2 separate regions of the Homo sapiens genome follow, and region 1 is linked to region 2. A link is a loop called in an ENCODE intact Hi-C map of the cell type or tissue named here. Cell type or tissue: left ventricle myocardium inferior. All regions are shown on one strand. Each heading gives the region's core, and the rest is flanking DNA. Links, peaks and the distances in the headings are about the cores only. Region 1 overlaps RORA (RAR related orphan receptor A). Region 2 overlaps RORA (RAR related orphan receptor A).

The links. Hi-C counts contacts between places; a loop is a spot of excess contacts. Peaks named below come from ENCODE experiments on the same cell type or tissue, not always from the same donor. Only the 100,000 strongest peaks of a DNase experiment are listed, where the experiment ranks them.
Region 1: a loop joins it to region 2, with 4 times the contacts of the local background. A loop is called at or near these places in 3 of 110 quality-filtered maps.

Annotation. Positions count from the first base shown.
Region 1 is chr15:61,055,279-61,071,070 of GRCh38, forward strand. The region is part of intron 1 of RORA (RAR related orphan receptor A); the gene reads right to left. All of the region lies in intron 1 of LOC107984805 (a long non-coding RNA gene), which reads right to left. Among named protein-coding and RNA genes, the nearest start is that of RORA, 170 kb to the right of the region's middle. In left ventricle myocardium inferior, for the core only: no CTCF peak of the experiment used is centred there; a DNase peak (open chromatin) is centred at 7,163.
Region 2 is chr15:61,111,658-61,127,449 of GRCh38, forward strand. All of the region lies in intron 1 of RORA (RAR related orphan receptor A), which reads right to left. LOC107984805 (a long non-coding RNA gene) reads right to left here. Exons shown (of 3, transcript XR_007064660.1): 1 at 1-15,792. Among named protein-coding and RNA genes, the nearest start is that of RORA, 110 kb to the right of the region's middle. In left ventricle myocardium inferior, for the core only: a CTCF peak has its summit at 7,461; no DNase peak of the experiment used is centred there.

The sequences.
Region 1 (15,792 bases), core at 2,844-10,843, 57 kb before region 2:
GTTTTAACGTTTTTGAGGGCTGCTTTTCATTCAGAATTTTCACCACTCTTCATCGCAGCAGTTCCTGGAGTAAGCATGGCTTCACTAAGGGACCGAGGCCACAGTGAGAATTAATATTTATTTTTTGGCTAATGTTTACAGAGTGCCTTAAGCTGTTCAGCAAAAATCACTTATTTTCCCAAAGAAAACACACTCATCTCACTTCTCTACCGTCTCTCCCGCCCCTACAATGCCTTGCAGGTGTGTCAGGTTCTTTAGGTGTTTTCGATGTTCAGGTCCTGTGCCAGGCCATTATTAGGCCCACCCTACAAAATGACTTTAGCAAAACGGAGGCTGCTTCAAAAATTCCAGCTGGTTTTTCAAAGTAATACTAAGCAAAAGTACACAGGCAGAAAAATGTGATCATCCTGAACTTTTATCACACATCAAAATTTCCCTCCTATATTTTTAGAACCATTTCAGTGAAAAGTGTAGAATGGCATCGCTAATGTTTATAGGCAAAGAACAGAATCATTAGGATTTGAGACACGTTTTCAGAAAAGTGCCTTTAAATAATTAACGTCATGACACTCTTCCTCAGTTCTTCATCCAGCAGAGTAAATGTCTCTTGACAGGTAATAGTCCTTTATGTGAAGCAGTAACTCCAGTTTGGTCAAGGTAACTAGTGTTATTGAAAAGCATGCTTTAATTAAATGCAATGTCTTAGAAAACCATGCTGTTTACAAGCAATAAACAACTCTTAAATATTCAATTAATCAGCTATCAACCCAAATTCATAAAAGACCCACATACTACTTCTATGCTTTAAAAAGGAAAAGAGACATATTAAGAATGAAAGCAGATTAAAGAAAAGAGCTAATCAAAAAATAAGAAACCAGGAAATGACATTGTCAATAGTGAGCACCCGTTTTGGAGTGTGCGCTATGAATTTGCTGGCTCCGACAGTAAGTATTCCTACATGGGCTTTCTCATTTAGCACTACCCTAAATCCTGTGAGGTGGTTATTGGCATCCTTCCATTAGATGAAGAAGCTGAGGTTCAGAGACGTTAAGCATCTTGTCCAAAGGCAGTTGCTCTTAAATGGAAAAACTAAAATTCCTATCTGGAACTCTCTGAATCCCATGCTCCTTCCACTATTCACAGTGCCTCTCAAACAGAAGAAAGTAAAAAAGGGGAGAAACTGAAGAAGTCAAAACCCAGGATTATTCAGAAGTACGGAATTAACCATATTTTGGGTAAATATGTGTTTTCCAGCCATTGGATCAACCATGATGTGATTCAAACTGGCTTTTATGAAAGCCAAAGATACCAGATGGACCATCCTTCAATCTGGTGTTTTTGTCATCTAAACATGGTTCTAGAAATCAAAACAAATAGAAACATGAAAAGCATTTTTTTAAAATATGGGCAATCTCTATTCTAGAATAAAGGCAAAGAATGAAAAAATAATTATCAAAACCATTCCTAGAATAGACAGGGCCTATTTTAACATTTAAAAAGGCAGACACCCGTCCAGTTTCCTTCCGCAAATAGTCACCAATCACTACTTCTGCTGAGTACAGATAAAAATACCTGATGTGGTTTTCCAAAGGGCTTCTCACAGTATTTGGCCTATTCAACCTTTGCATCTGCCTTCCCTCTTGGCTCCTGACTTTTGTCAGCTGTACCATGAAAAGGCGATGCCTTTAATGATCTACATTTGACAAGACTGGAAATTAACCTTTTAGTGAATCTTTCACATTCAATGTGAAACAACAGAACCGGTGGTGATGTGACATTTTTGGTAGGTGCGTACCTCAAAGGCGCCTGCCTTCAAGATCTCCCTGAACACCCAAGGGTATCTCAGGCTGCCAGGTCTCCTTAGACTCGACAGGCGAAGGGAGAGAGAGGAAGGGAGAGAGAGGAAGCCTGGGCAAGCTCTTGGAACATCTACATAAAATGAAGGTATTCAAAGCTGCTTCTATTTAGCTCCTATGCACTTCATTATACCTGGCTTTTTAATATTCTAGTATAAAAGAGAAATACAGGAAAGAGTCAGAATATTGTTTCTTATTGTCAAGCCCCCCAATGCAGAAATACACAAACATTTGACTTTTATGCCCCACACTCACACGTGATCTTTCTGCCAGCATTTCTGGGAATGATCATGTTTAGAATTTCTGCTGGGAAGGCAAGCGCCTTCAGCATTTCTTTAGATGTCATGAAGCATTTTTAAACTGAAAGCACATGAAATTTGGAGTCAGCTCATAACACTGACATGTCATAGTGAAAGTAACAACAAATACTTACTTGTCTCTAAGGTACCATCTTTCTTGCACCCCCACACTCAGTGTGTAATGACCACCTCTGAGACACAGACATCTATAGAAACTTCTTGTTTCTTTGTCTCTTTCGTTTCTCCTCAACACAGGGAAGCAAGGGGAGGAGAAACCATGGAAAAGTGCTAGCCTTTGTACAGGGCCACCATCAAGATCCAGCACTTAACCCTGAGCACCCCACTCATACTTACTGGAGAGCAATGATAAATCTAAGTAGATGGCTTGAAACTCTAGGACTTCTAAAATCTCTCTCTTCATTCAGGAATCCATCCTCCTGGAAAAAAGACCACTACGGATGGGGAAGTTTGAAGGACAGGCATTTAGACCTGAAAGGCATTTAAGAGGAGATTCAGCAAAAGATCCTGTGGGACTAAGGATTTTGCGAGTCATTCTTACATGAGTGTGGCTTGCTGCTGACTGAGTAGGATGTTTTCTGCTGCTCAGTCCTCGCCCCTTACAGGCTTGAGTAGTTGGGGAGGCCTCCTGAAAGAGGAAGGACTTTAATCAGACTGTGATGAGGGCAGGGGGTCCCCTGGTAGGGAGGGGAGCAAGAGCAAAGGAGGAGATAAGAACCCGCAAGGTGTTGTGAGATTGTGAGGAAAAAGCACTAGTAGAAAGGTGACTTTTAGATGAGGGAAATATAGATCAGAAAGGCAGGGTGTCGCCAGGCAGAAGAAAGCTAGAGTTTTGGAGTTCTTCCATGGGGAGCTTCTGAGCCACTCTTGGCACCCTTAACCATTGGATGAGTGAATGTGCAGGCGGTGCCAGTTCAGGAGGAAGAAGGAAATGTTTTAGGGAACATTAATCTTACTACAGGGTCCTGGATAACTTTGAAGGAAGTCAGCTCAGGGGTGAAGAAATCAGCTTAGAAAGCAAGGAACTTAGCCCAAGTAGGAGGTATTAAGGCCCTGGGTTCAGGTCTGTGATAGAAGTAAGCAAAAGGGGTAATCTGAAGAACGTCAGGAAAGTTACAGACTAATTGAATATCAAAGGGTGAGTTGGGGAGGACAGAACAAAATTGCTGATAACTAAGCCTTTGTGCTGGAGTGAGAAGAAGAATGATGCCAGTGTTCACAGAGCCAGGGGATTCAGGAGACCCTCTGTCTAGGGCCTAGCACTTTGTATCTTAACCAGATAGAACACACTGTATCATCACACTGTATCATAACGTGGCAGTGCTGCTCATTCCACTGTAAACTAGGCAAGGACAACGTCTCTATGTTATCGGCCTTTCTATGTTTAAGCATCCAAAGCCCAACGCCTAACACAAAAGGGGTGGTCAGTAAATACCTGTTGTACGAGGCAGGTTTCATTTTGGAGGAAGATGAGGTAGTCATCTGTAAAATATGGTGAATTTACGGTGATAAAGCATTTCCACAGGCATGATAAATGTTGAAATTTTGGAGAGTGAGGTCATCTTTGATTTCTTCCTTAATTACTAACTACCTCTGCCGTTCCTCTAATAGTGCACAAATACTCCTGCATCTTCCTCCTAATGTCTATCAGTCATGGCCTTTCCTTTCCAATGGGCAGAGGGATGTTACAGCTCTGAAGACAGATTATAGTCTCCTACAGAGAGTGCAGAGAGAAGATAAGAAAGCCAGTGGCTGAGCCTCAGGGGATGCCCCTATGTAGGCAGAGGAGGAAAAAGAGGAATGTCATTCCCAGTTGCTGTAATAGAGTCAAAACAACCAAGATCCTTGCCTACTGAGAGAAACATAAGATGTAGGCCAATGGGGCCATGTGTAGATGATCTCAGGTATCAGATGTTCACTGCACACCTTAGAGTGATGTTTATTCAACTGTAGATAATATTTAATTGTTACTCTTTGAAAGATAGTTCACTTTAAGTTCCCTGAGTAGCATAGAGTTATTCAAATGTACCTATTTATTACAAGACCATTGTATAAGGAATTATGAATGTTTCTGGAAGAATAGGGATTTGTAGAAATCTTCCTTGCTCCATACAAAATCTGCTTTGAGATACGTTATTGCCATTTCTATCAACAGAATCTTTCCTCCCAGTAGGAAATTAGAGCCCAGGATTTCCTGCTATTTATGAGTTATAATAAAAGATTCTTCTTCTCAATTTTTTTTTAATGTGTCCTGTCCCTAAATAGGGCTCAGCCTGAAAGCTGGGAAAAGGACAGATGGTATCAAGGAGAAAAATGACAGTGAATTCAAAGTTCCCGTTTTGGCAGCCAATCACTCTAATCAAGAAAAAGGGATTTGGTTACTTTCAATAATAAAATAATTCTTAAAATGTAAAGGATGGAAAAAATGTAAAGGATGAATTAAAACAGTTCCACACGAAGAAGAAGAAGAAGAAGAAGAAGAACAAGAAGAAGAAGAAGAAGAAGAAGAAGAGGAAGAGGAAGAGGAAGAGGAAGAGGAAGAAGAAGAAGAAGAAGAAGAAGAAGAAGAAGAAGAAGAAGAAGAAGAAGAAGAAGAAGAAAGCCTTTCTGACAAGCACCACCCAACTACTAGTTCCATGGAGGTGGAGGGGTTTCCGTATTATTTGATTTATCTTCATTGCCTAGAGCACAATGTGGTTCCAGATCTCAGTCAAACCCAGGAAATGAATAGATTGTAAACTAAATCCTTTCAGGGAGAGACAGAGTTCACACTTCTCAGGATCTCCACCACGCCTAGTATCCTGCTGGGCCAAAGTGCGTGCCTGGCAAACATGTCCCTGGTACTTGGACATCTCTTTCCCGCGTTCCTCTTGGCTCTCCTTCCTTCCACTACTCATTCTGCTCCTGGGAGAGTTAATGCATTGCAGGAACCCTTCTTCCAGGCCTGGTTTCAGGTGGCTGTCATGACAGCACCCCCTGAGAGCAGGCACTTGCCATGGGTGCCTTTCAGGTACACCTCAGGGTAGGGGTCGGGGGCAAGGGTGACCGTGAGGTTCACAGCAGGGGATGAAGTGAGGAGACCCCATCCAGGTAAATAACACCTCTCCTGACTCCCAACCAATGTGAGCTGCTCAGGGAAACTGTGGACCCCCTCACTGGGGTGAGGTTCTAGCTTTCTCATGCCAAGGACTCTTGGGGAAGGCAGTTTGGGATGCGCTTCAGTGATCCAGCCACCTCACTCTTTCTAGTGAAAGGAGAAAAATGGCTGGAATCTTACATCAAGACAATGGAAAACAGGGGTGTCCAATCTTTCGGCTTCCCTGTACCCCACTGGAAGAAGAATTGTCTTGGGCCACACATAAAATACACTAACTATAGCTGATGAGCCAAAAAAAAAATTACAAAAATACCTGATAATGTTTTAAGAAAGTTTACGAATTTGCACTGGGCCACGTTCAAAGCCATCCTGGGCAGCGTGCGGCCGATGGGCCATGGGTTGGACAAGCTTGATATAAAATGTCAAGCCTGAATCTAAAAGCAGGTATCCTCAAAGTCCTCACGGCTGAAGAAGGAGCTGCTGTTCTTCCTCCCTGGAATTTGGCATTAAAGGGCATTGCAAGGGCTGGGCGCGGTGGCTCGTGCCTGTAATCCCAGCACTTTGGGAGGCCGAGGCGGGCGGATCACAAGATCAGGAGATCGAGACCATCCTGGCTAACATGGTGAAACCCCGTCTCTACTAAAACCACAAAACATTAGCCGGGCATGGTGGCGGGCGCCTGTGGTCCCAGCTACTCGGGAGGCTGAGGCAGGAGAATGGCATGAGCTCGGGAGGCAGAGCTTGCAGTGAGCCGAGGTTGTGCCACTGCAGGCGTGCAGGGAGACAGAGCGAGGCTCTATCTTAAAAAATAAATAAATAAATAAATAAATAAATAAATAAATAAATAAATACAAGGGCATCGCAGGAAGTCCTGATGTCAAGGTAATGCGGCCAGGCATATCTGTTGTTGCTGACCTGAGAGCTATGGATGCTGTGAGCAGGGGCTTGGTAGGCCAGGATAGACAAACTTCTGACCTCGCCCCTCATTCTAAAGTGTAATTCCCAGATTTTCAGTAACTTACGTACCAACCTCTAAGCCCCTTTATGGTTGATTCATTCCTAGGTATATTAAAAATAATTCAGGTTTACATAATCTATCTCTAATTGCAAGAGTTAAGAGGAAATTTAAACTACTGCTTTAGTTGTTGGGCATATGGGTCTCTAGAGACAGGGTGTTAAGCATCACTGCATCACCACTTTGCATATAGGAAGCACTCAATAAATGTTAGTAAGGCCGGGCACGGTGGTTCACGCCTGTAACCCCAGCACTTTGGGAGGCCAAGGCAGGTGGATCACTTGAGGTCAGGAGTTCGAGACCAGCCTGGCCAACATGGTGAAACCCCATCTCAACTAAAAATACAAAAATTAGCCAGGTGTGGTGGTGGGCGCCTGTAATGCCAGCTACTTGGGAGGCTGAGGCAGGAGAATCCCTTGAACCTAGGAGACGGAGGTTGCAGTGAGCTGGGATTGTGCCACTGCACTCTAGCCTGGGCCAGAGAACAAGACTCCGTCTCAAAAAAAAGTTAATTGGAGGAATAGAAATACTATAGGTAAAGACAGTACCCCCACCCTATGGAGCACTGCCACCTCTTCACCAAGTCTTCTTGGCTCTGAATGCCTGACAGTGCTTTCAATGTGGACACAGGCCTTGTCCCCACACAGGGTTTTTGCTGTTCTGTTTGATCAAGCCACAGAACTGGGGAGACGGCTCTGGGCCCAGCTTCCCAAGTTTGTCTTTTTCTTAGTCCTTTCCCTGAGATGCAGGTCCTGTCTTGCTCCCCTAGCCCCTAGCCTCAGCCACCCTCTACTCTCTGCAGTGCTGCATGGTTGATTCTGTATTTCCTCTGCAGCCTGCCTCTCTGTGCCACTCTCCTTGGAGAATGAGCAGAGCAGAGCCGGACGCCAGGCCTGGATGGAGTCAGGGAAGAGGTCTCAGAGGAGGGAAACTTTAGGGGAGTGTTGAGAGACAGGAGGAGCGAGCCAAGTAGAGAAGAGCAGGGCGAGTGATTCAGGCAGAGGAAACAGCTTGGGTAAAAGCATAGCATGTCTGTGACCCCTGCTTCTCAGATGGGCGGCCTTCAGGACTCTCTGGGAGCATTTGCATATCATATGTATATTAATTTATGTATTCAATGTATGCTCAGCATTCCTATCTGGAGTGATGAGAGTGATTACGCTCCCTCCTCTCCCAACTGCACAGGCATGCAACAGGAGTGCCTTATCCAATTGAAAAAGCAGTCTCCATCCCCGAGTGAGGGTATTTCCATGCTCACTACCAAGGTTCAGGGACATGCTCCCCAGAAATAGTCTGTGATGAAGCACGTGGTAGAATAAGGCATCCCACTTCACATGAACTCTTGTTTTCTATATTTGTTTTTTTTTCTAAGTTATGATAATCTGAAAATGACAGAATTTACACAGTTGGAGTATATTTCCTGAGATCCCACCACATAAAGAAAAGATCACAATATAAGGCATGAAGAGTGGGAACTCACAGACCCGGCGTATTCACCAGTGTGCTCCCTGACCTGGAGAACACAACTGCAGTTGCCAGGCTGGCCCTGTGAAGCCCACAAATCAGGACACGCCACTTAATGGCACCACCAGCAACATAGCCTTCCCTTGGAGACTCAATAATATCTGAACCCTTCACGGCGTGGAGCTGCTGATGTTCCTAACTACAAATTCAGGCTCCACAGAAAACATGGCTTCTCTTTATTTTAGATTATCTTATTTTATAAAAAGCAAGAATATATAAAAGATATAGAGAAAAAAGGCAGACAGAAGCCACTGCCCAGTGAGAACGTGCTGGAATATAAAAATGTAACTTGATAAAAGAAACAGTTACCTAGAACCTGGTATACAGTAAATGTATAAAGCATTTTATCTTTCATTATCTAAATGTGAAAAGGAATTAACTTAAGATCACTTGACCTTGCAACTGTACAAAATGAATTTTTGTACATTAGTATGATCAACCAACAGTGCAATAAAATGTAAAATAATATCTTAGAATCAGATTAGCCTGGGTGAAATCTTTGTCCTCCTAAACTGTATATCCTTGGAAACACCCTTGAAAGTTTCTAAAGGCTCAGTCTCTTCATCTTTGAAATGGAGATATCTGCCTGCTGAGGAGATTAGATGGTTCATGGGTATAAAGTATTTAGAGTGCTTCCTGGCACATGTGTGTGGTCAATATTAACTATTGTTATTAGAAAAGAAAAAGAACACTAAATGACAGTTTTTCCATTTAAAATTCCCAAATCAGGTTTCCTGTGAAAATGGTAAAACATGAGCCAGCATTGCAGAATAGAGAGCACGTTTGGCCTAGCTACTGAAACTGGGAAAATGCTAGGAAAGCCAAGTTCTTGTCCTGGTGCTGAACTGCCTTCCGTCTGGTGTGGGCACGTCAGATCACCTTGCCGGGGCTCTTTCTCGCTTCAGAATAAAGTGTGAATGGAGTTAGTGCTGGATAATGTATCAAGCCCATACCAGCCACAACATTCCAGAGTCAACCTCGAGGGCAGCTGTGATGGCAAAAGTCAACACAGTACATTTTATAAACCATAATTAGAGGACAGAGTGATCAGGCCTATTGCCCACATTATGTAATTAGCCCTCTGCCTACAGGGAGGGAGTGCCTGTGTGCAATTATGCAATCACATTTTGAAGGGAAAGACACCAACTCACATCACATCATCAAGAACAATTATGATTCACTTGAGTCACAGTTTCCATCCGCGAAGGTTGTCCAGGTAATTTTAGTCTGTACCTTTGTAGTGCCAAATATTTAAATAGTTCCTTATTTTTGCAATGCCTTGCAATACAAAGGCACATTTACATGACCCACTCTTACTGGCTTTATATTAGACCGTCAAGTTACATCCCATTATACCTGGACCATAACCTACTACTCCCACACAAGCAAACTGCAGGGATCTCAAACTTTAGAACCAAGAGAGTCATCAGGGAGCTTGTTAAAAATGCTGACCCTCCTCGCTCTATATTGATTCTGCAGGTCTACTGTGGAGCCCAGGGATGTGCTCTTTTTAACAGCCTCTCCAAATTCCTCTGGTGTCAGTGGTCCACAACATGAAAAAAAACTCAGATTTACCATGGATAGCTTTGGTGGAGACAATGCAGATGGTTGCAGGACCAGCATTACATGAATTGAGGCTTCTGTGCCTCCCCCAGTCATTGGGAAGCATGAAAAGCTACTGCCCAATCCCCCCATCCCCTTTCTTGGCACAGAAGCAGAACTCTAGAATTTCTAGGCTATAAGCCAACTTGGGAGCAATAAACATTCCCCAAGTTCCCCACTCCACCCTGTCCCTTCACACATAATGAAGCTGCTTCATTACCTGCCCTGAGCTACTTAACTCACTCTTCCCCATCTCCCAGCAACAGAGACTAACATCAATCACTAAGTGTTCCCAGTACATCAAGCAAGGAGAATCTTGAGTCCAAAGCAATTGAGAAAGCAATGTATCTAAGGCTCCAGAATGTATCACAAATTAACAATAGTGTTATCACTGGAAACTCAGCTCAAATGTCACTTCTTCCAGGAAGACTTCCTTAAAGGTAACCCCTCCCCACAGAATCTGTTTAAGATTTTCCTCCTAGGTAATAACATGACATGCCCACAAAAATCTTCACCACAGGTAGCAAGTATCAAATGTACTATAACTGTTTGTAACTGTTTTATTTAGACTACGTGCTCCTTGAAGGTGGGGGCCATATCTGTATCATCTTTACATCTGCAGCTCCCCTCTGTTTCACCTAGTTAATTCTTACTACTCTAAGTTAAACTGCCATTTTCCCATGAGAGCCTTCCCTAACGTAAGTCAGTCCTTACTATAAATGCTCATCCCACCCTTTTCTTCTCTTTTCCAACACTTCATGATGCTTCTATTTTCCACATTGACTGGTTAAACCATGTCTCTGCAATCCCACTAGCTCCATGAGGACATCAAAGGGGAATAAAACAAAAAAAAGGTATTCAAATAATATCTCTTTAATAAATAAATAGATTCAGATGACAATAATACTAGCCTGGGAGAGGCTGGTCAGAGAATATGGGGCAGAGTGGGATACCTGGATGTTCTACCTTTAAGGTGCCGTTTGATCTTGGTTGCTTCCTACTCTTGCATTCAAAGAATCCAGTATAAAGCTCATGCTGGTAAAAGTTTGACTGCAACACTGGGAGAGAAAGGACCTTTTAGAGCACAAAAATTACCTGCCAAGACCTTGTTTCCATTGCATAACCCCTAACTTTCATGCAAGACTCTGATCCTACTCCTTTAATCTGACTACATTTCATATTCTCCAATAACTTCTCCATTCTACCCCAAAAGCAGGCAATTTATCTTTCTACCATGGTCAGTGTTCCCTTCAAGGTTGGTTGCAACTTGGGTGAAATATCTCAGTGGAAAGCCAACAACTGAATCCCATGCTCAATTTTCCTCTTCTGGGCTAGGGTTTGGGCCTTTTACTTATGTCTATTTGTCTGAGAAATTTACTAATGCGTCTAGTGGTTTTTATGATTGTAAAGACCCAGTTTGCAATGGTATATTGGCACTCATCTACATTCCACATGCATCAGGAGCTTCCCATTTTCACCTATCACTCATCAACTTTTAACAAACACAGCCTAATGATTCCATGGTGGTAGACAGGCATTGTGGAACCAGAAAGGAACATGACTCTGCTATGTGTTCATTAGCCGTAATAACACTTCAGAAAAGAAACTTAAGAATGTTACATGTGTACTATAAAATTTCTTTCATCTGGGAAACTTTTTTTAGGACCAAAGTGACAAAGATGTGAGTAGTCTACAACTTGCACAATTGTGGGAAGACAGGGCATATTCCTTTTTTTTTTTTTTTTTTTTTTTTTGAGATGGAGTTTCACTCTTGTTGCCCAGGCTGGAGTGCAATGGTGCAATCTCAGCTCACTGCAACCTCCACCTCCCAGGTTCAAGCAATTCTCCTGCCTCAGCTTCCCGAGTAGCTGGGATTACAGGCATGCGCCACCACGCCTGGCTAATTTTTTTGTATTTTTGTGGAGACAGGGTTTCTGCATGTTGGTCAGGCTGGTCTCGAACTCCTGACCTCAGGTGATCCACCCACCTTGGCCTCCCAAAGTGCTGGGATTACAAGCGCGAGCCACTATGCCCCGCTGGCATGTTCCTTAAGAACACAGAATACCCTTTCAAGAAGTTCCAGCTCTTTTTGGAACCAAGTAGGTAAAAATGTCATTTCTCAAGTCCAAAGAGTCCAAATCTTCCTTCTTCTAGATCCACATGCTATGAAAGGAAAGGGTTCATAAGACCAAAAAAAAAAAAAAAAAAAAAAAAAAACCCAAAAAGGTGGATAGCCTAGGCCTTGGTCCACTGAGCACTGTCATTTTTGGCAGCTGCATTAAAGGTACGATTGTGGAAAAGAATGGCTGTAACCCTGATTTCAATGTCAGAGGTTAAAGATTTAGCCCAAGTGCTCTAGCTCTCCCAAGTTAACCATTATTGACATATTATCTATGTATGTATGCATTAGTCTAAACTTTTTTTCTTTTTTTTTTTTTTTGAGACAGAGTCTCACTCTGTCACCCAAACTGGAGTGCAGTGGCATGATCTCAGTTCACTGCAACCTCTGCCTCCCGGGTTCAAGCGATTCTCCTGCCTCAGCCTCCTGAGTAGCTAAGATTACAGGCCCATGTCACCATGCCTGGCTAATTTTTGTATTTTTAGTAGAGACGGGGTTTTACTATGTCAGTCAGGCTTGACTCCTGACCTTGTGATCCGCCCGCCTCGGCCTCCCAAAGTGCTGGGATTACAGGTGTGAACTACTGTACCTGGCCTAAACTTTTAAACTCTCATTAATTTTCAACTTGTGCAATTTCACTTAAAACTGCCTCTAATGATGTTGTCGACAACGAGGGTAATGGTAGCCATTTGTTAAATACTTTTATAAATTTCAAAAATTATGGCAGGTGGACATGCATCTCTCATTTAATGATTTTAAAAACAATTTTAAGATTGTTATTTCTTTCCTCTTCAGATAAGAAAATCAAGAATCAGAATGATTAGGTGAAATGCCCAAGACCAGACAAATAAATGGTGGGACAAGGATTTAAACACTGGTGTTCTCATCCGGTACAACATGCTGTCACCCTCAAAATATATACATATGTACTGCTGCCAGGTTCAAGGAACAAGTCCAAGTTTATGCAGTCCTGCTCTATAATGTTCATCCCATCCATTCTCAGCTTCCTACATAAAAGATACTAAATGCGTTTGCCCTTCCAAGGTAATATCTGAAATCCCTTGGCTACTTTAGCCCTGTCAGATCCTTCCTTGGTTTTGTTAGGTTGTTCTTGAGGAGTATTGGTCTAGCTGTAGATGATATTATGAATGGCCAGAGGGTCAGAGATATGCTTTTGGTCTTTGATTCCAGCATCCTCCATGATTATACCCAGCACTAGGTCTCTGAACCAAAGCCATATTTTGGTCAAAATATTTGGAGAAATGTCTGAAATGATTTATAAGCCCATTTTCTAGGTTATCACCTATAATTCTGGCTGCTCACCTCCAGTTGTAATTTGAGGTGTTTCTTTTTCCATAGGTTTGGTTCATATGGATGCTCTTCAGTCTCTTTTTAACACACTTGGCCCATGATGGCTTTGTATTTCTCTCTTAGAAAGATTCAGAAGTTTCACTACACAAAACGTATAGAGAAGTGTTAAACTGGATTAGCTCTAACCAATGCTTAACGGTGTGCACTGTCTATAGTTCTCCATTCAGAGAAGTAACATTGTATATCTAACCACTGTTTCCTCTCTTGAAGATAGCCTCCACCCATGAGAGTGTTTCCTCTGATATTACGGTCATTAACAATTTTGATGGAAGGAAATAGCTGGAAAAATTCACTATGTCAATTGCATTTATTTGTCAGAGTCTCATGATAATGGTTCAATTGTTCCATGTTCCTTGACATCCTGGACTCAACTTCAGAATATTTCATTGCTCTGGGCATCTAAATGTATACAAGCAAAGCAGAGTAGGTGGTTGCACAATTGTTCTATAAAGCTGAGCTATCCATTTAGTCAATATAAACCATTCTGGGAAGAACAGGATTTCTTTGCTCACATCAGGAGTCTCAGGTACTGGAAATGACCACATTCACCCATGTATAAGCTTTAGCTTAGCTCATTTAGCTCAAGACCTGCAACAAGTCACCCAATAAAATAGCAAAAATTTTCTTGGGCACACAAGCAGTTAAAACCATTTCTCCACTCAGTGAGATGCAGAAACAAGTACTCTTGAAAAAACAAAGAGAAATTAGTCTGATAATGGAAAACCACTGAAAGCAATTTATGAACCATTTCCCCCTGACAATATAGAAACTCTTAATATACTGTACGTAATTCAGGGTGGGTCTTCTTTTGATTCCTTCCTTCTAATCATCCACCTTTCTAGCAGTAATACTGACATCTGAATCTCTTTTTCTCACTGTTTCAAAGGGATATACGATAGCAAAAATGGCTATGCAGTGGATGAAGCTAAAAGCTTGTATTGTTTATTCAATGGTACACCTCTGATAATTTAAAAAGAAGATTAATCAACCAGCTGTGAAACCAAATATTTGCAGAATCTAAGCACTTATGTAAAAAATCTACATTTGTAGCTGTGTGCCCTTAAATAAATAAACTAGTTGATCACTGCAAATTAAAAGAACTTAAATGGTAAAAACTGCCATTTCTTTAAAAACGATGACAGTGAAGAAAAAGCTTTTGCAAATAAAATTGGGTGGAGAATCTAATAAACAGGGAGCTATGCCATCCCAAAGGAGAAAAAAGCAAAAAGAAATTTCAGAAAAGATAACAAATTAGTTTAGCAAAGTCACAAAAAGAGAGGGCAGACAAAAATAAAGGCATAGGATGCAGCGTCCAGGGAAAGAGGAAGGGGCGAGTGGAAACAGCTGGAATTGTTCAGCTGTGTCAACATTCGGCTGTTTCACAGATTGACTAGCAAAGTGTCATCTGAAACCAATTACATTCCCAAAACCCCACGGACCCAGTTCATAACATTGATTAATCCACATTGTGAAAAAGTCCCCAAGCAAAACTAGAACAGCTGTCAGCCCTTGGAGCTCAAAAAACAGCAATTGCTTGAGGAAAAAAAAAAGGAAAGAAAAAAGAAAAGAAAAGAAAAGAAAATCTCCTCTTGAAATTTTAGGGATTTTCAGGAGGTATGTCTACTGAAACCGAAGATAGATTTAAAACGAACTCCTCCACCTCCTGTCTGTTTGAGCACAACTGGCTATAATTAGAAAAGCAGGGGTCATGTTAGAATAAACCCAAAGTCCATTCCCAAAGTCAGAACAGAACTGCCTCACAGTCTCTAATACCTTGTATCTTTTTGCTCCTTTCTGGAGAAAACACCATCGTTTGATGTTTTTAAAAGTATGTTTATTTTTTCTTCTCATTATTTTAAATGCATTAATCTACTCCCTTTGGGCCCATAAAAATGTAGTTATATGTTATACGTTTTCTATTAAAAGCTGTTTTTATACCGTTTGTTCTATTTCACAGAGGTAGAAGAATACATAAAGTCCTCGATTTGCAAGCATCCAACTTGTGCATGACTCAAATACAAAAATGGCGACCACACCTCTCTGATGTGCAAAACTACTGGTATAGGAGCCTGTAAAGGTTTTCACACACACCCGTATGCCCCCATGGGATCCTAGATACCTGGTACCTTCTAGCAAAGCCACTCATCCGAAGATGACTCACTCATGGCAAATGCCTTGGCCTTGACTCTGAAGCTACTGCAGCTAGAAATCCACCACCAGGTATGGTAGAAGAGACCCCAACACCATATAAGCAGCCACGAACATCTCCTTAAGAAGTCTCAATTTCTGTAGACCCTGGCCTAAACTCACCACTGTGAGGATGCAGAAGTTGTAGGCATCTGATCCTTTGGACAGATTTTTTCCACGGAAATAAAATACATGCTTATTCATCTGCTCATTCATTCAGCAAACATTTATTGAATGTCTATTCTATCTCAAACACTGGGTTGTACCCAAAAAAGCAATGTTAGCTTACAAAATGTTTGCACATGCTGAATTTTGTAGATGGGTAAACTGAAGCTCCAAAAGGTTTAGTGACCTGCCCAGGGCCATCTAACTAGTAGGTGTTGGAGTTTGTACTCAAACTGAAGGCTATCTGATAACATTTCATACTCTTTTCAAAAACCATATTTACTACATTATGCTTGACACAGGTTTTCATAAGCTAGCAGGGGAGCCCAAAAGCATGCAAAATATAGCTTCTACCTGGAGATGCATTCCAAGTTACAAAAAACTGGGTATAAATTGGACTTTAAGAACATAAGCGGTTTACATATTCAGATTACATTCTACTTTTGCTCTCTCCTCTGTAAATACCCCATTAGTAATCTAACGGACTCCTCTGCTGAAAAGCCATAGTGTAATTGCAAGTTTTATGAATTGAAGTATGT
Region 2 (15,792 bases), core at 3,085-11,084:
CCTTATTTTTGTGAAAGTATAAACCTTATCTCCATTTAGCTATCACAGACGGAAAATAAAAATGTTTTAAAAACTAAGGAAAAAGAATTGGTCTTAATATGCAATGCAAATGAGTGAATTTTATAAAAGGCAAAGATAAAAAAATTATAATCCCTTTGGCATGCTATTCATTAAGAAAATTCTTCCTAAGGACTATGAGTTTTAAATATGCTCAGCAAGTCAATCATCTATTCATTCATTCAATATTTATTGTGCTTTCATTTATTCACTCATTCATTCAATTCAACTAATTTATCGAGCAACCCTGTGTATAAGCCTCCTGCCAGGTGTGGGAGGTTGGGTTCACTGAATTAGACAGTACCTGAGTAACTGTGCCAGTGCAGATGGGAATAACGTAAACTCCACACTATTCAAAGTGTGCTCCACGAACTGCTGCCGGTCCTCAAATTGGTCATTGTTGGTCTGGGGCAAGAGAAGTACAGAAACTGAGAGTAAGCCTTTTAAACCTTGCCCATATATGTGATTGTGTAATTTTGTGTCTGTTAACTCTAATAATAAAAAATGGAGCTTGCATTTTTAACTGCCTTTTTCTTTTACATTGTACTTTATACAAGTATTGATCCGTCATGGACTGGGGGGCATGGGGCCAGTTCTTGACCACAGAAAGTCTGAGAAGCCTTGCTCCAGGAAAGGAAAGTAGCACAGTGCCAGGAAAGAGGGAGAGTAGGAGAGTGTGCGCGTTTCCAGCCTGGGAAAGGGAAGCGGAAAGCAATCTGAAAAGCCTCCCCCAGGGGGAGTGGCATTTGAGCAAAGCCTAACAGGATGGGGACGGTTTGGAGGCAAAGACAGGAGAAAGGACGTTTTGAGGCAAAGAGAAAGGTTGAGGCCAGGAAGTAAAGGGTTTATGCAGGGTGCCACGCGTATTTAACGCTCTGTGAAGCACAGAGCAGGTGAGTAATAACGATAATAATAGCAGCTAACATTTATTGAACACTTACCGCAAGCCAGGCTCTGTGCTAAGAACATGGTGGGAATTATCTCATTTGTTCCTTCCAACTACCTGCAGGGACACTGATTTGTGAAAATCGTTCCCAGACAGACGAAGGATATTAAATAGGAGGTGAGAGTGCCCCTCGGGGCAATGGGCTTCAAGAGCACAGGCAGACGGGAGTCAGATGCCGTTCAGGGACAGCTGGGCACCAACTCTATTGTCTGTCTCCTCCTAGACGAGGATGTTGCCTTACTGGGCCTGAGTCAGGCTTGTCAATGTCCTCTTTAAGTGGTGGGCATAATATTGTCCTGCAAGTTCTTTTGGAATGGTGATGTGAGCCCAAGGACGAGAATGAATGGGCAGGTAAACAGAAAGCATTGGCTTGCCAGGTCTAGCACAGCCCAGCCTTGCTGCAGACCTTCTTCACAACCCTGGGGACAGCTCTGCTGGGCTGTGCTGCATCTGGCTCCTGCTATGGGTTGCCCCCTGGAATAGGTAAGATTTTGTGCCTCTGGCTCATTAAATGCAGACCTTAATCTAACCTTACAAGGTAAGTGTTCTGCTCTTTCTAGTTAGTACAGAAATGCTGCATTTGCTTTTAAGTAAGTGAGAAGTGATTTGTAAAGATGTTTCGAACTCAGGACTAACTGCCTCCAGAGATGCAGGAAGTAAGACCAGAACAGTAGGTGGGGGCCAAGACATAGATGGAGGCCCTGATTCCCAGGCTTAGGACCTGAACTTTGATTCTGAGGACAGCAGGGAACATAAAAATCATATGGGAGCTTCTTTACCTCCACAAAGAACATTCTTTGGCTCAGCAGGACAATATGGTGGGAAATGACAAAGTAACTCCTGTGGCCCTAGGTCAGGTTCTCTTGAGGAAAACAAAAAGGCTGGAATGATACAGCTCTTCGTAAACCAGGTGCCTCCAGTGCCTGCGGTTATTCCCAAGTCCACATTTTGCAGACAGGGCCCTAAAATGTCTAGCTAGGAAGTTCCTGAGCCTGTTTTTTTAAAATTCTACACACACACATGCACACACACACGCACGTGTGCACACATGCGGATATATACATCCTCACCTTTTCTTGAGATTACTGCTCAGAAGAAGGCACATTTGGTTTGGTCTGCTTACCAGTTTGTGAAGCACTTCAGCACCTTTTAAGATGTCAAGTGCCATAAAATCAACGTCCTTGTTATCGTGGTAAATTGACCTTCGTTGCCAAGGCAAAGTCAGAGACAGAGTTAACCATGACAGCCACGAATAGCTGTTCTTTGAGGGCCAAAATCATGATTTTCAATGTTTTTCCATCTGAAATAGGGGAACATTACTCACTACAGCCTATAACTGTTTCCTGTCCCATGAAGCTAAATTCCTACGCCAGCAATATGGTCTCAACAGAAGCCCTGAAAACAGAAATGTCACTCCGCAAAGTTCTTATTTCAGCCAACAAAGCTTTAAGTTTAGACTTAACTGTGAAACTGAAAATTTGGCTCACCACAGAGGGAACTGGAGAGACTTTTTTTTTAAACACCAGGAGACTGATGTCACTGCTTTGCCTATCCAATGTCATCTCATCCCTCTCCCCCAAACCCAAGCAAACTCTGCAGTGAGTGACAAACGGCTGAAATTTCAGCTTTACCCCTCAGCTAGCAGGCACTTCCAAACTCATTTAATGCTCAGGTAAGTTTTAGCTTTAAAAAACTTGGTGGGGAAAAAGACCAGGTAATTTATCCCCTATTCCATGAAAAACAGGGGAGTGGGGACCTATGTTAATATGATCTTTAGCAGAAAAATGCAGTGTTGTTAGGCCTGGTTTCTCATACAGATTTGTTTACTGTATCCATATTTACTAAAATGTTTGTTGCTGTGACTGCAAGAAATCAGGGATTAATATTTACCTCTGTTACATGAAAGAACTTACTGTCCCTTTTCTGCAAGTATTTGGAGTCAGAGATTCCTTAAGTAAAAATGCTATAGGCCAATGCTAAACCTGAAAAATGGCTTAGCAAGATGCTGAGTTCTAACCCACTCTGATGAAATTGGTTATATAATTGGCCTTGCATCACGGATGGTTATCCCTATACTTTGTTCTTGTCATTTCAATCAGCCCAAGCAAGTGCACTCCTTCTGATTTAGAGACCCAACCGATATTTGCCCACACAGACATGGTCAGGACAACCCCCAGGGCCTTCGTATGTTGGCTCTTGGCCCAGACGGTATAAGAGTCCATTTACGACATCAAAATATTATGTAAACTCCCTCATCATTAGAGTTATGCTTTTAACCTATTCATTTAAAACGCTGACTAGTTATTTAGCAGTGCTTTAAAAAATATTTCTAAATCCCAGAAGCAACTACATTTATGTGAAAGATAGAGCAGAACATGTTGCGTGTACAGTAGGCACTATTTGGTGGCAGGAGTCTGTGGCTTCCTCTACCCCCAGTGAAGCCTAGAGGACTGCAGGGATCCAGCACCCACGGGTTTAGAGTCTTGGGTCTGGTCCAGTGAAGACACTGCTCTCTTTCATATCTCCAGAGTCCACCAGGGAGCTGGCTTTCGCATCCTTTAATTTGGCTGCCTTTACTGGGAGGTGCTTCACCATGAAGGCTTGGTAATGGATATTCCAAAAAAAAAAAAATGTAAATAGGAGCCACATTCAAGAGCACCATTTAAAATGAAAACCCACATGAGGTCTCCCAGCAAACCACTAACTTTAAAGGGAGCCTGGCTGACTAAGAAGACAGGACACTGGATCCTGGACATGCTGCACCACACAGCCTGCCGGCCACAGCCCTGCTTCTTCTGACCATGGAATTTCCAAAACAGACTCCCTCAAGGAAAGCCAAGAGCACATTTTTGTGGCATTAGAGTGAAGTGAGGTTTCTCTTTATTAGAGAGAGATGGCATTGGAAATAGGCTCATTTTCCCTCATAAGGTACCAGTCTCCAAAAGACTGCCTTCCCGGAGAAGTACCCTGGGAAGGAAAATGCCTCAGTTACGGTACCACATGGTTTGGGGGACTCAAGCTGTCTCCAAAAAGCCCTGAGAAGGAAGGATCCATTTCAGCATCACAATTTTTCTGAACCAAGCGGGGATCAACAATGTGGGCACCAGAACTAAATGATCCAGTAATTATTCTACAAGGAGGTCCCAAAGGGCCCAAAAGCCATGATGTAATGAACAAGAGGAGGCTCAGCTCCAGAGGGCTTCCTTTAGGAGGTGAGTCATGAGCTGTGTTTCGCACTGGCAGAGAGGAAAGCTACGTGGGTAGGGCAGAAAAAAGTGAGCTGTGTCTAGGGGACAAGATGAATTGGATAGGTGACTCAGTGTCAAAGATCCACCATTAGTGAAACACTGTAGACCAGGCAATGTAAAGGTGTCCCATAGGAACCCACTGTTGATCCTTCAGCACTTAAAAAAACAAACAAACAAACAAAAAACACCACTGTTCTTGACGCAGGATGAACCATTTTAGCAGTGAGGGGCAAGATGAATTGGGACAGCAGGGAGACTAGCTATGAAAATGGAGTAATCATTCAGGTGTGGTACAGATGGCATTGGAATGAAGACGGTGAATATAGGAATGCAAATTAGTAAATTAGGCTCAACCAAGAGATGACTCCTGAGCAAATTATCAGACCTACTGCCCAACCGTCAGCCCAGTTTTAGGATTTTAGGGTTTTAGACAAAACAGTATAGGGCTTGGCTATGTATACCACTGGCCTACAGTACAACCTATTGCTACCCTACAAATAAGAGAACAGCAGTTAAAGACCCCCACATTTCCTCTTCCCCTAAGCACCTCACAACATATTCACCTATCACCGGATACCCCATTCCTGGACCAAGCGGCCATTCCTTTGAGGTGACTGATTCAACAAGGTAGTGAAATAAAGAACTTACCCAGATGATTACAAATGCCATTGAAATGTGACACTTTCAAATTGGAGAGGGCATGAAGCTCAAATGATATGCTCATTTTACGGAGGAAGAAGCAAAGACTGAAAACATTGACGAGCTTTCCTCAGGCTCTGAGAGAGGTGAACTGGGTGCTGGGTGAGTTCTGTTCCTGGCTCTACCCCTGAAATACTGGAAGAAGCTGAGAGAATTTTTTTTTCTTTTTTCTGAGCCTCAGATTCCACATTTGTAAATAGAAAAAATATAACTAAATGGCTCCTAGGTCCCTGCTAGCGCTAACTTCTCGTGTGATCAGTGCTTCTAAAATTGCAATGTGTCCAGGTGGGGAAGTTCATTTACCCCCTATCTGGTTTACGCTCACTTAAGGGAGTGATTTCTTTCCTCTGAGGCTCTCATCTTGCCCATTATTCAGAGTGAGCTGCCTCCTGGTGTGCTGTCAAAATACATCAGCTTCAAAGACAAACACACACCTTTCAATCCCAGTCCAAGAGAGTTTACTGTATAATTTATGATAATGTTAAGTCTGTTTCTCATAAATGTTAATGGTGCTACATTTTTTTTCATAGATGGGTAATTCTCAGAAAAGCAGCTGGATGTTAAAAGTTACTTTTTTTTTTTTTTTTAACATAAACTGCCTCAGCCAACAAATCTGATTAAAACAAAACTCTCCAGGATTGCAAGGCACAAAGATTCTGCTAATGTTAGTAAGTAAATCCAAAAAAAAATCATTCAAAGATTCTGTTCTTATAATTGTTTATCTACCATGATTTGATTAAGTTCACATTCACAGACTTTTCTCCATTTTAATGTGTAGATATTAAGAACTTTTTACTTTAATCCAATTCTTTCCACTCCTACAAATTGCTGAACTTGTACATTAGTATTAATATAACATGCCTAAGTACCTCCCAAAGTAAATTCTTTCCTGCTAAAAATATTTTGCTAGCAAATATTCGGCCTTTTCTCATTTATAGAAACTGTAACCTTTACTTCGAAGTGCCATGCTTCATCTTTTATACTCTATAGAATTGTTTTGACTGCTAAATGTGTTTGAGGAATTCTCTCCCAGACGTTAGAAAGTTGGATTTTGAAATCATTTGAATCTTTCAAAGTTATTCCCTGACGAAAGAAAATGCATCAATAATTTCAGATTAGTTACTGTACTGGAGCTTCTGAAATTCCAAATTTTCTATTTTGAAGCATCAATTTGTAGAAGAATGTAAGTATTCTTAATTTTTGATGCTGTAAAATGCAATAACGATAGACATATTTTAACACAGAAAGATAAAGACTTCAAAAGTACATAAACAGCCAGAAAAACATACAAAAGAATTAGCTTAAACACCTTCAAATTGCTTGGGCTCAAGATACCTGGGTTCTAATCCCTCCTCCACTTGATAACTCTGCAACCTCATTCATTGACTCATACATTTATTCAACAAAGGCGTATTCGGTTTGACACCAAGGTACTGTGCTGGGCATTAGTTACAGAGAAATGCTAGATATGGTCTCTATCCTCAAAGAGCCCATAGTGTAGGGGAAGAAACAGCCATGCAAACAGATATTCCTACAGTGTGGTGGGAACATTAATACAGATATACAGAGAGTATTGGAAAGGAAAGAGGGTAGGGGTGGGGGAATGTCAGGGTTTCAAGTTTTCTTAAGGAAGGTGATTCCTCAACTGAGCCTTCAGGCCTGCCCTGTCTCTCGGCTTGACAGGGCGCTTGTGAGGCTCTCGTAAGATAAAGCCCGGTAAAGGCCCTGTGAACTAAAGCACAAAAGAGCTGTACTGGGATTATTTTCCATGGTGAGAAATAGAAAAGCTACAGCATAATGAGTGAGTTCTTTTGCATCTCTGGTTATTAAGGAAAACAACCAAACATGATTTGGAAGAGGGTTTTAAAAAATTCAGTTTCAGCAGATTTTCTCACTCTTATTTGTATGTATAGAGGACTTAAAATGAAAGGACTATATATCTCCATTTCACAGATCAGGTCATTTAGGCACGGGGCCCCGAGAGTTAAGAAAGATGGCTAGGGGAAAGAGAAAAAAAAGTCTCAGCCAGAGGTGAGAGAGAGCAGCTCAGGAACCTGGAGCCGGACGGCAATGGTGGGGGATCGCGTTTTCCTTCTGTGACACTCTCCTCAAGGGTGACGCTACCCCTGCCAAATAGGGAGGAGGAATGATTTTTTTTTTCCTTCATAAAAACAAGTCAGAAAGGAAATAAAATCCACATTTAAAACTCCCAACTGTTTTTTGAAACGAGTATTTTCTTCATTTCTTTTCCAAGGCAGACAGAGCAGGTGTTAAGGCTGAGTTCCTCTTGTCATGTGAAACAAAGATGGCCCTGACTACCATGTACTGGGCGACCTATAATACTGACATCAAGCGCAAAAAGGAAACAAAAAGAAAATAAAAAAGGAATGCGTGAGGGTCGGAGTTTTTGGAAGATGAACATGAGATGACAGCATGAGCTGGGTGTTGAAGTCGGGAAGATGCAGTTAACAGAAGGGGGGGGGGGGCGCCATGGAGCAGTCGTGTGAGCCAAGGTGCAGGAACAAGCACTCAGCTTATCCAGAGGGAGGACCGCTTCCCAGAGATATTTTCAGGGGCAACTTTCGCTTTTTTGGTTTGTTTCGTTTCTTGAGGCAGGGTCTCGCTTTGTCACCCAGGCTGGAGTACAGTGGTGCAATCTTGGCTCACTGCAACCTCCACTTCTGGGCTCAAGCAATTCTCCCACATCAGCCTCCTGAGTAGCTGGGATCACAGGCATGTACCACCGTGCCTGCCTAAGGTTTTAAATTTTTTTTTGTATATGTATATATATATATATATACACACACTATATATATATATATACACACACACAAATATATATATACACACAAATATATATATATACATTTTATTTTTTCCCCCCAGAGACAGGGTTTTGTCATGTTGCCTAGGCTGGTCTGGAACACCTGTACTCAAGCCACCTGCCTGTCATGGCCCCCCAAAATGCTGGGATTGCAGGCCACCATAACCGGTCATCGGGGCAACTATCCTTCAGGGCTTCCTCCAGTAGGGCTCCCCAGGTTGGCCTTGAGGGCCACAATAAAAAATCTGACTTAGCTATACTCCTTCCCTGTCCCCAACCACAGTTATTCTTGTGGATGAGGCAAATGGCAGCAGGACAGCTGGAGTATACCAGAGTTGACTCATTTATTTTATGCATGCTTAGTGTGGCATCCCTGGGGACATGAAATTCCAGTGAAATCCAGTCTTTGTGCTGGAGAAGCTCATAGATCTGTGGAGGAGGCAGATGCCCACCCACTCACTGTACAGTACAAGGGGTTGAGGGCAACAAAAGAGAAGTGTGCAAATGCTAGTGGCAACAGGTGAGGCGGGGAGGAGTTTTGTGAAACAGAGATGATGGTAAAGGAGAACATGAGTGCACAGGGATAAAAACACACAGTACGTTTTGAAGACAAAAGAAAAGCCAGTGTCAGATCTAATGTGGATGACCGTCTGCTTGGGCTGTGGTTCTCAGCCCTGGCTGCCCATTAGAATCATCTGGAGAGTAAATACAGATGCCACATGTCCTATATTTTGATATGGGTGGTGGCTAGACAGATGTATTTCTATGTAAAAATTTATTAGGCCATATACTTAAGATTTGCATCCTTTACTGGCTTAAATCACACCTCAATGAAATTAAAATACTAATCCTTATGCTTCAACCCAGACCAATCAAATCAGAATCTGATATGCAAGCAGAGCTGAAGACCATTGTTCCAAAGGTCTGATATGCAAGCAGAGCTGAAGACCATTGTTCCAAAGGAGGAATTTTAAAAAAACATACCTGGCTGGGCACGGTGGCTCACGCCTGTAATCCCAGCACTTTGGGAGGCCGAGGCGGGCGGATCACAACTTCAGGAGATCGAGACCACCCTGGCTAACACGATGAAACCCCGTCTCTACTAAAAATGCAAAAAAAATTAGCCAGGTGTGGTGGCAGGTACCTGTAGTCCCAGCTACTCGGGAGGCTGAGGCAGGAGAACGGCGTTAACCCGGGAGGCGGAGCTTGCAGTGAGCCCAGATTGCACCACTGCACTCCAACCTGAGTGATAGAGCAAGACTCTGTCTCAAAAAAAAAAAAAAAAAAACATACCCTACTTCAAAGGACACATATTTTTAAACATGAATCAAAGCCTTAGATTCCACTATATACTACGGAGAAATTAACAAAAACAACTAAAATTTATTGAGGTTAAAAATCAAGCCTTATTTCTTTTTTTATTATTTTTTTTTTGAGATCGAGTCTCGCTTTGTCTCCCAGGATGGAGTGCAGTGGTGTGATCTCGGCTCACTGCAACCTCCGCCTCCCAGGTTCAAGCGATTCTCCTGTCTCAGCTTCCCCAGTAGCTGGGATTACAGGCGCCTGCCACCACACCCGGCTAATTTTTTTGTATTTTTGGTAGAGACGGGGTTTCACCATGTTGGCCAGGCTGGTCTCAAACTCCTGACCTCAGGTGAACCACCCGCCTCAGCCTCCCAAAGTGCTGGGGTTACAGACGTGGGCCACCATGCCCAGCCAATTAAGCCTTACTTCTGATCCTTACCACCACTCCATAACGCAGACTAAGTTATAGCAATACTATTTTACAGATGAGGACATTAAGGCTCAGAGAGGTCACTGTCTTGCTCAACGGCACAGAGCTAGCAGGAAGTGGAACTGGGTGGCTGTCTGCAGTGGAGGGATGCATATGTCTCCGAAGAGATCCAAGTATCTTTCCTTAAGGGAATTACTAAATATCATCAAATGACTTTTGTAGCCCACCACCATATCTAACTCAAGCTCTAACAACTTCTTTAAAAAGAAGCTTTTGCTGCTACAGAAAGAATTTCTGCAAAGCAGGAAGCCTGAAGTCAGCAATGATTAAACTGCCCCTTGAAACCCTTAGCTACTTGCACGTCTCTTTGTCTTTGGGGTCTCATCTCAGCAATTCGTTTCAGCTTCAGTCTGCACCAGGATCTCAAATCTGTCATGGCGAGGGCAAGAAGAAATGCCCTCCTAACAAGACTCTGGGCATCGCTGGAGCTGCCTGCAATCCAGACTTCCAAAGACTCATATTCTTCATGAGCAGGTAACGAAGCTCATAGGAACAGGAGAAACTGCACAAAAGCAGAAAATGACAATTCAGAACACACACCCATCCAGTGATGGCATTAAGGAAATCCTCAAAGCCCTTAGCAATGTAACTGCCAAAAGAAAAAAAAAAAATGACTTCCTATAAAAAAAAAAAAGGGCCCAAGTAGAAGTTATAATAAGGATCCATATACATACTGCAGGTTATGAAAATTACTGCAGCATTAAAAGTGATAGTAGAATAATGTCATCTAGTGTATATGAAATCCTGGACAATATAAGATGGGTTGCTTAAGGATAAAGGCTAATACTGCTTAGAAACACCAGGGAAATAAGAACTGTATGTAAGAGGAAAAATATTCACTTGGTATTTCTGGATCACCTCTCTGCTCTTTGCAGGAGAGTAAACAGCATTTCCGGATGGCATCTCAGCAGTTCTTTACATTGAGAGAACTTCTTTCTTTCTTAAGCCAGGCTCTGCTGTTTGAGCTGAAAAGTTCGGGAAGACATTATTCCACATTATTTCTTCACTCCCCGTTCTATTTCTAAAATCTCACAATGGATAACAGAGAGGGCTCTCTTCTATTGTGGAGAAGACTGAGAACTAAGGGAAGCATTTGAAAAGGGGCAGTTTTGGAAAACTGCACACCAACGGTCTTTTCTAAGAATCCAGACACAAGACCTATGCAGCTGGAATATATTTTAAAGTGTCTCCTCCAAATTCTCAATTTTAAAAATGAGGAAAAGAAGACTCAGGGCAGTGAAGTGACTTGCCTGAGGTTACACTGACTTCATGGCAGAACTGGGTCTAGTAAAGCCGTAATTTACATTTTATATATGGCTGTATAACGTTTAAAGCCCTTTCTCAGATATGATCTCATAAATACCCTACGGAGGATATCACTTTTTTTCAGATGAAAAAATTGAGGCTAAGAGAATCAGTAATTTTTTTTTCCCTAAGCTTACACAGCTAGTAAGGGGTGGATCTTTTTAAGACAGGTGTCTGGAATCCCTCTCTGGTATCCAGAAATTGCCTGTGCCAAGTGTGTGGCTAGCATGCTAACGTCCACATCTGTACCAGGCTCCATTTGTCCTGATTTGCTCTAAATGTAAGCTACGCCATCCTCTCTGCCCACACCCCAGATAAGGCTTCTTGCCTGTGCATTACTGAGTAAAATATATTCGGGCAGCTTCAGGCACATGCTGTACTGAGAAAATTGAGACAAAAGGCTAAGGATGTTTGGGCACAGGCAAGAAGCTAGATTACAAAGGTACATCACTTTCATATTCATTTGTACATTTTTCCTCATAAGAAAATTAGGCTTTAATGTAACCTCAATTTCAACCTTGTTGCTTTATCGCCCAGAGCCCATTAGAGAGCTATTTCCCAGGGCCAGGAACTTATGATTGGAGGTCAGGAGGCTGGGGTTTTAATCGACTCATGATGAAGCTGCTTTCCTGGGGTGTCACTCACTCTTCTGTCTCAGCTCTGCCCTGTTCTCAGGGCGGTGGGTAGGGGGTGCACCCTACATAAGCAGTGAGGATTTTTCTTAATACACCAGAGGCTGAGTTAACTGCCAATGAGGCGAGGGGGGAGCAGGGAAGGGGATGGGAAACGGCTTCGTTCATTCACTCACAGACCAACATATATCAAAACTGAGCAGCTAAAGCTTGCAAATACACTGCCCAAGATAATGTAAGGGCAGGATGTGTTCCCTGCCCTGGGCTAAACCAGGTGTCTAATCCATATTAGGGGGCACATGAAGAGCCCCTGAGGAGTTTCACGTGTCCCAAAACAAACAATCCTCAAAAAATTCTTCATATAAAACTATCTGCAAATTGGGAATGTTCTCACCCACTGGTTCTAGATGCACACTGGAAACACCGAGGTAGGCTTAAAAAATGTTGATGCTTGGGCTCCACAGCCCTTTGGAGATTCTAATATAATTGGTCTGGGGTGTGGCATGGGCACTGGGATTTTTTAACTGTCCCTTCCCCGTCTTCCAGGAGATTCTAACATGCAGGCAAGTTTGAGAAGCACAGCTCCAGCAGAGGCCTAAGCCAGATTTCCCAGCCGGCCTCTGACCTGAAATGTCTCCCTAACCTCCATGTCCATACCTGGGAAATAAGAGGGAAGGGCATGACCCTTCTGTCTACTTCCTACATGCTGGGGCCAACCATTCCAGGTACTTGACACCTCTGGGTAGGATGCTGGTGAGAACACCGGAGCAATTCACTTCAGCCTGCTGCAAAATCCTCGAAGTCTCGCTTATCCTACTAAATAAAATGTTTATCAGGCCTCAGACTTCAAAACATACATGCGAACAGCCACTGGAGGCCTGTGAGAAGGTTCCTTACCCGCCAGCACCTAGCACAATGCCAGCTCTGCTGATTCCCTTCAAAGCAGATTTCCCTTGCTGCTTCCTGAGGTCAGCCTCCTACCTCTTAGCCCATTATGCAGCCTGGCACCCCTGCCATTTAGGTGTTGGCTGCTTTTCCTTTAAGCAATTCCCTTATCGGGGCTCAGGGATAATGCAAACATCAGGAAAATACTATTTTTATATTCTAGTGGGTACAGCTTATAATAATTCATGCTGGTAGGTTTTGTTTCCTATATATTTGGATCCCGACTGCGGTCTACCTCCAGGCAGGAACAAAATGGATGCAGTTGGAGGCAGCGGGGGAGGCTCCTGAAGCGTTTGATGCCGATTCAGCACCCTCTCTGCCCCTCTGAGAGCAGAGTGTGGAGTCTCACAAGTGTTGCTTCTCATCAGGAAGCTCAGGAGACCAACAGCAAGAGGGACGCACTGGAACATGGCTTTCTAGCCAGAGAATCCCAAGAGAAGAATAACCCTTTAGTTTCCGATGTAGGTCATTCTTTAAAAGCAATGCCTTGTCTATATTTATTTAACTATTTTTTAATCTTGTTTTATTTTTTTCCCAGCATAACTTTTCCTCAATTCCTTTGCTTTTCAAATCCTGCCTGGGAGCAATAAAACCTCTATCAATAAGACTTTAAAACCCAGGCTCTGTTACTAAGGAGCCTTGTAACTCTGAGTACTCAAAGACTGAACCCCTCTCTGAGCCTCAGTTTCTCCATCTGATAAGAAGATCACACTTCACTAGCTGATTGCTAACCTTCCACTCTGACCTCACATGACTCTATCACTGTAATCCCCTTTTTATTCCATTATAATCTTTGGGTCTTATTTCCAGCATCTAATCCATGGCAGGCATTAACATGATCTTTCCTTATACAACCCATTCTTATTCCACCCCTGCAAAAACGCAAAAGAAAAAGTGTGTGTTTGGAAAGGGAGGGGATCAATTGGATTTTTTCAAATTTAAAAATGTTCATCATCAACCTTTTCTGTGATTGCAATGTTGGTGGTGATGAAAATAAATTGCCTATAAAATATAAAACTGTACCTTTTTGGTCCACTAAATGTCATATTTTACATCTATTAACACTAGTATTCATACCAAAAGCCAACTATCGTATTATTGTAAAAAGTGCATCTTGTGAGGGCAAAAGGGATAAGGATACTAAAAAACGTGACACTGAATGCCCTACACATGTTTATGGAATCTTATGGTGTTTGGGTATTATCCTTGTTATCTCAGGTAGAAAGGTGTTATCAAATTATAAACTTGGGGGCTGTTGCTATCAAGAGCAGTTAATTTCTTTATTGATACTATTAGATTACAAAATATGTCTATTCCACTAACCCGACAAAAAGAGCACAGTGGTGTGAAACAAGTGGGCACAAAGAGCCAACAAATTTCGTGGAATTCATGCTTATTTCAGTTATACAGTATATCAGATTGTTCGTTAGATCACAATGAATATGTTATTATTTGATCCCAAATATTCCTTTTTGCAAAAATTGGATTACAAAAGTAACTTTATTATACCATTTCAATTATTTCCCTATGAACTAATTCTTTTTAAAAATTGACAATGCTTCTGATTCCTCTGTTTAGCAAGAATTTTCTTGTTCTGTCCTTCCTCTTTTCTCCTCCCAGTTCCAAATCAGAAGGGTCAACAGGAATACACTTAAAAGTCCTATTTTCCACCAAAGCCCTAATATCAAATGCTTTTGATTTGAATAAAATCGGTTCCATTAGCACATTCTTAAAAAATCAATTGGCTAAAAGGTAGTGAAAAACCATCACATTTCCTGTGAGCAGGATTGTATTGCCACAGGAATGGTGGCATAGGATCCAGAAAAGCAAAATTTCATGTTGGGAAGCTGTGCTATGATACCAATTGACATAAGTATTAATGTTGTGATCTTTTTGAAATCTTGTATTACATTAAATTATAGTTTCGCAGCTGTGTAAGGAGCAATGGGAAGAATTCTGGTCACTTTTCTTTAAAAAGCTCCTCCTCTGGGGCTACAAGGAACCAGGCTTGGCTAACATAAGCAGCCCTCCAGTTGACAGCCAGACATAGAGTCTCCACACCCTAAAATCATCAAAGGCTCTCAGATGTCTTTTCCCCTCCAGCTTTATTACAGCCTAACTGACACACAAAAATTGTATGTGTTTATAATATATGCACAATGTGTATACAACCTGATATTTTGATATATGTACACATGGTGAAATGATTAAATCCAGCTAATCAACATATCCATCAACTTACACACCTTTTTTTGTACTGAGAACATTTAAAATCTACTGTCTTAGCAATTTTCAAGTTTATAATAAATTATTTACTATAGTCACTTCATTGTATGACATCCAGAACTTATTCATCCTAACTAAAATTCTATACCCTTTGACCAACATCACTTCATTCCCCCTCCTTGCTTTTTAAAAAATGACTACTGTATAGGGACAGTGAAGAGTATGAAATAAGGAAACTATCTATTTTCAAAGAGTTGTAATTAACAAGCTACTGGTTTTTTCACCTCCTATTGTAGATGCCAGATAGAATATTCACGTCTTATCTTGTTTGAACATCAAAACACTCTCCCACATACACCTGATAAATATCACTATCTCCATTTTACAGAAGAGAAAATGGAAATTTAAAGTGTTTAAGTAACTTACACAGGACCTCCCTATTGGAACTCCATGAGCCTGCGATCAGCCCACGCTCTCTCCACCATTCCATGCCGCTGGAGTGCACCACAAAGCAAGATAAAACACCAAAGAGGAAAGCAACTTAGGTTGTTAAGTCAATAAACTAAGGCAAACAACACTGCATGCATTTTATTCTTCCAATATATTTTTGGCGGAGAACAAATTGCCCTGGGAGAGGTATTGTATAATTTCATTTGGAGCCTCATCCTTCTGGTAGCAGCAAACTGAAACACACACACACTAAAATCAGATTGCAATTAAAATCCAATTATAAATATATTACTATATTAGACACCTACCCAGGAAAGATCCAGCAGGGGACCTTCTCTGAAAGGCAGTGTGTCACAGTCTTCAAACTGCTTCCACGTGTACTTCTGACTGTGCCCCCTGACCTTGAGTGTGTGTTAAACAATGCTTGGCAGTTTTTCTCTGAGTGGAAAGGACTCAATTTATGTCTCATCATGGAGTAAGTTTAATAATACTATTACCAATTTGCTTTGGAGAATGACATGCAAGGAATATTAAATCTTCCTCATGCAGACTATTAAACAAATTAAACACAGCATTTAAACTGGTGGGATTCAAGAGATGGAATCTGTGTGAGGTTAGGAAACGGAGCCACAAAAAAAGGTCCACATGTGATGTTCACACCTTTT